Regions from separate parts of the Homo sapiens genome. Here region 1 is linked to region 2. The links are chromatin loops, found by intact Hi-C in ENCODE. Cell type or tissue: natural killer cell. All regions are shown on one strand.

The links. A loop is a pair of places that touch in the nucleus more often than their neighbours do. Peaks named below come from ENCODE experiments on the same cell type or tissue, not always from the same donor. Only the 100,000 strongest peaks of a DNase experiment are listed, where the experiment ranks them.
Region 1: it touches region 2 in a loop (3-fold over the local background); 3 of 110 quality-filtered maps call a loop at or near these places.

The regions. Positions count from the first base shown.
Region 1 is chr5:54,993,852-54,996,351 of GRCh38, reverse strand. No RefSeq gene overlaps it. Among named protein-coding and RNA genes, the nearest start is that of ESM1, 9.5 kb to the right of the region's middle. In natural killer cell, no CTCF peak of the experiment used is centred here; no DNase peak of the experiment used is centred here; H3K27ac peaks cover 1,042 bases.
Region 2 is chr5:55,060,933-55,063,432 of GRCh38, reverse strand. No RefSeq gene overlaps it. Among named protein-coding and RNA genes, the nearest start is that of GZMK, 38 kb to the right of the region's middle. In natural killer cell, no CTCF peak of the experiment used is centred here; DNase peaks (open chromatin) are centred at 822 and 1,222; H3K4me3 peaks cover 1,040 bases; H3K27ac peaks cover 1,374 bases.

The DNA.
Region 1 (2,500 bases), 67 kb after region 2:
GTGCTCTAAGGAGACCAGGAATCACGGGGTCATGGGGAGCTGGGGCAGCAGGGATGTCTCTTGGAGGCCCTGCCAAAGGCCATGTTGTCATCAACATATTTTGAGTGCTCACTACTTACCAGGCATTGAAGTAAGTATTCTCGTATGTCTCTTTTTGCATCTTGGGAAATAGAAGTCCAGAGATTTAAACATTGTGCTCAGTTTGTACTGTTAGTAAGTTGTGTACTCAGGATTCCCACTCGGATGGTCTGCCTTCAGAGTGTATGCTCTATATTGTGAAGTCAATTTGCTGCTTCCACCTCCCTTTAATTCCTGATGGAGGAGGCAGGGGTCACAGGGAGTGGTGCACTTGGTACAAGAGAGGGTGGTAGAGAGGAAGGTGACTTGATAAACTCCCACCCACTAATGTGTTAGTGATGCAATGTTACAGTGACCTCTGGCATTTTAATTTTAAAAGTAGTTGAAGAGGCCAGGCATGGTGGCTCATGCCTGTAATCCCAGCATTTTGGGAGGCCAAGGTGGGCAGATTGCCTGAGGCCAGGAGTTCAAGACCAGCCTGGCCAACATGGTGAAATCCTGCCTCTACTAGAAATACAAAAAAATTAGCCAGTCGTGGTGGTGGGCGCCTGTAATTCCAGCAACTCGGGAGGCTGAGGCAGGAGAATCGCTTGAACCCAGGAGGTGGAGGTTGCAATGAGCCAAGACTGCGTCACTGCCTTCCAGCCTGGGTGACATAGCGAGAGTCTGTCTCAAAAAAAAATTGGTTGAAGAGAGAGAGCCCTCCTTAAACACCACTCCTTGAGACCTTGGGCAGGTGGGAGGAAGCCGAAGGAAGGGGATGAGGACTATCCCATTCACTTTCCCATGGAGGGGTGGGCTCTATGAGGCTGGTCTTTGAAGTTGGCTTATATTTTTTCTAGACACTATGTCATTCATTGAGCATCTACTATGTGTAAGACCTAAGCCAGGCATTGTGAAAACCACACAATGATCATAAAACGATTCTTGCTCATTGCGAACTAGAGGGCCCCTGCATGTAGAAGACTGTGCAAGAAGTCCAGAAATGCAAAATTTGGGTTGGGCAAGGGATTAATTTGGGCCTGGAGGAAGTTGGTGAGGACATCAAAGAGACACTGGCATGCCAGCCTTGCCCCTTGAAGGGTGAGGTGTTCTGATGGGTGGAGAAGATTAAGCAGGTGGATGAAGGGGAGCAGGCCCAGGCCCAGGCCACATTTATCATAATTATAGATGACAGTGAATGGAATATTTGTGTTTCTCCCAAATCTATATGTTGAAATCATAATCCCCAAAATGATCGTATTACAAGATGGGGTCTTTGGCAGGTAATTAGGGCATGAAGTTGGAACCCTTATGAATGGAATTAGTGCCCTTATAAAAGGGGCCCCAGAGACCTCTCTTGCTCCCTTTCTACCATGTGAGGATACAAGGATAAGTTGGCAATCTGTAGCCTGGAAGAGGTTTCTTACCAGACCCTGACCATGTTGACACCCTTATCTCACACTTCGAGCCTCTGAAACGGAAACATAAGTTTCTGTTGTTCATAAGCCACCCAGTTTGTGGTATTTTAGTATAGCAGTCCAAACTGACCAAGGAATGGATACATTTGCCTACATTCTGGTCCATTTTCTTTCTTATGAAAAGAAATCCTTAGCAAGTTATTAGACTGTAAATACTAATGTTAATATAATACAGTATACTACTGTAGAGAGATTTTAAAAGAACAAAAAAGTTTAAAAAATATTTACTTGAAAATAAATTATAAAATTCTAAGCCATCAAATATTTAAAAACTCTGTTTTTTTTTTGGCAGTTGAATAAACAATTCTCCCTGAACCACTTCTTAAATTAGATGTTTTCTAGCTCTAAGCTCAGAGTTCTGGTGTATTTAGGGCTTGGGGAGTTTTCTGGGGCCACATTTATTGGTCCTGCTTCTCCTTTCTACCTCTTCTTTTCAGGTATTGAAGGTTTCTGATCAGCTGCATGTTATAATTGTCCTAGCAGTGGGACTGTATGTGGAAGGAAGCATTATTCTGTGTTTTGAAGTCTTGAACTCTCCTAATTGAATGTGAAGTGCTCTGGTATATATCCTATCCCTCAAAGGGGAAAGGCGCTCTCCTTCAGCAGGCTTGTGTGGCTTTCACATTGCAAGTGAACGGTTTTGAAGGCTCTCCATGGGTAGGATTATTTGATCAAGTGAATCCCTCAAAGTTCTGTTATTGTTGTTGTTGTTGCTGCTGTTGTTTCTATGGGTGTGTGTTTGTGTGTGTTTGTGTATGTATATGTATGTATTTCAAGCAATTAGGAAGAGGTTACCATAGGAAGCATGCCACACATGTTGCCCCCTCTTCCAAATAGCATTACTCAGTGATTTTTTTCCCTCAGGCCCCTTCAAAGTGTCCTTCAATATTCCCTGGTAAGATCAGATGCCCTGCATTTTCTTGTTTTTAGCATAGGTTCTTGTCCAAATATGGGATACTTGA
Region 2 (2,500 bases):
CCGAGGGCAAAGCTGATTTCCTCTTTGTTATGATTGACGTGGGGGATGGATGGAGCCAGAAGAGAGAAGGTCTCCAAGTGAGTCAGAGCCTGGATGGGCTATGCTGCCTGTCTCATTTCCCAGGAATTACAGACTTTGTCATCCTTCCTTCTAGCTTCTCTCAGCACCTAGAGACCCAGGGTTTTAGCCCAAAGCAACATATGAGGCAGTACCTGCCCCGTCAGAGGGGATAGTGCTCTCTTCTAATTTCTCTGCCCCCAAACAGCCACATGCCTGTTTGATTTTCTGTGAACACACATACAAAAGATTATAGTATAAGACATTTATAAATTGACCTTTCAAAAGTAGTTGAATTGGCAAAATTTGATAGTTAACTGGTGATAGGGGCTGACAGATATGGAAAGGTTTCTACATTATTCTCTGTACTTTTGGAGTCCTTGGTGGCTTACCTGTGCTGTCTATATTAATTGTACCTTTGACAGGAGAGTGACCTTATAATATATTAATATATTCTTGCCATTCATTTTAGAGAGATGATTAAACTTGACCAGTTCACCAAATATCCTGTATCAACATTCTGACAGGATTTGACTAATTACAGTGAATTACAATGTAAAAAGATATCCAGCCTAGAGTATTTTAAATGTTTATTCTGCATTTATTTGGACTTTTTGGAGTTATTTTATTGATAGTATATGGGACAGGTGAGTTTTTTTTTGGTCTGAGTGAACTTGAGAAGCATATAGGCATATTTGACTTTTTATAGTGTTTACAGAGAGCAATACAGCCACAGTGTTTGTGGTTATGTACTGAACCACTTGAAAGCACAGCTGTTGGGCAGAGTGGTAGCTCGCTAGCTGTTTGAGTTAGATACACCACATCTTACTATAATAAATAGTAAATATTTAGAGGCTAAAAACCATATCTTACATTATGGGAGAATAGAATAGAACTAATTATTGGGACTTCTGGGGGCTCTTGGCAATTTGGATTAGTTTTTGCTTTGTCCACCAGATCACTTCATTAAAAACGATGTAAGTACTTCTCAAGGAAGGTATTTAAGGGTAAGTGGATAATAAGAACTATTTATTTTCTTAATTGGCATCTAAAGAGGGATGCAGGGGAGTCCCAGGGTGCCCTGGGCGGCAGGATGGGATGCGGGGTGTGGTGGGATGTGGGTTGCGGTGTTGGGGAATGGAGCGGGTGAGAGCGTGTGCATATGCATGTGTGCAGGATGCTGACCGAATGTGAAAGTGAAGGCTCGATTCAGATGTCTTCAGCTAAAATAAAACATTTCAACTAAGCTGATAAAATCATGAATGAGGTATTCATGAGGAGATGTTAGTGTAGAAAAATCTCCAGAGTGGCACTTTTTAAAGAGTAAAGATGGAACAGTATTTATCATGTAGCTTGCCCAGCAGGTTTATGTTGGAGCTGGGATTAGGACCCAGGTAATTGGCACTTCTTGCCTGATGCCCCAAGACACTTCCCGATCAAGTTCATGGCATTGTACCAGGTATTAGGGGATGGTGGTACAATTCCAGTCTCTTGCCCTCTGGGAGATTATAGTCATGTAATATGCAGCTAGACCAGTGTTTTCTTTCTTTCTTTTTTTTTTTTGAGAGGAAACTTGCCCACCTCATTGAATCTTCTGTGGAAAACTAAAATATAAAATAGATGAAAGTCAGAGCTGCTCTGACTATGTGTGTATACATGTGGGGGTCCCAAGTCTTACCACCCCAGCCTCCTCCTCATAGCTCCTTCTCCTTCTTGGGTGATAGGGCTCTAGGGAACAGCTGGGAAGTTTGTGATCTATCCTCAGGCTCCTATGTTGGAAGGGACTGTGAGGCACAGGGATGGGAATGTGCAGAGAGAGGGCTCTGTGGGGCTTATTGCCTGCCTGGTGTTTCCACCGGGCAGGGGTTTGATGAAGATGACATGTCCTCCCAGTGCAGCATCTATTTCCTTCAGTGACGGGGGAGCAGGGGTATTAGAATAACTAATGGTGGCACAGCTTTTTTCCAGGCTTGTTGGACTTTTCTTGTAGAATTTCATTTATTTATTCATTGGTTTAATTATTTATTCATTAATTTGTGAGATATTTACTGAGTTCTTGTTCTGAGACAGATGCTGAACTAACATACTCTGGGGGAGGGGACCAATAGGCTAGCCTGAAAACTGCCTTCCTTGAGGGCTTCCTGAACAGATTTTGACAACCATTCTGAAGAGGGCAGGTGAACCAGCTCTCAACATAGACACCACTGGCCAACCCGTGTTGCCAACTCTTTCTGGACATTGAAGGCTCCTGGCTTTTCTTCACCAACATTAGAAACACACAACTGCAAGTGAACTGTATCTTGGCGGAAGAGCTCAGGTCAAACTGTTGTATTTTTGGATCGAATGCTGGCTTTATTCTAGCACGAGGAAGACTTTGGGTGTGAATGAATTTAGAGTAAGGATGGCAAGAACATCAGAGAGCCCCAAAATGTCTATTGCTATT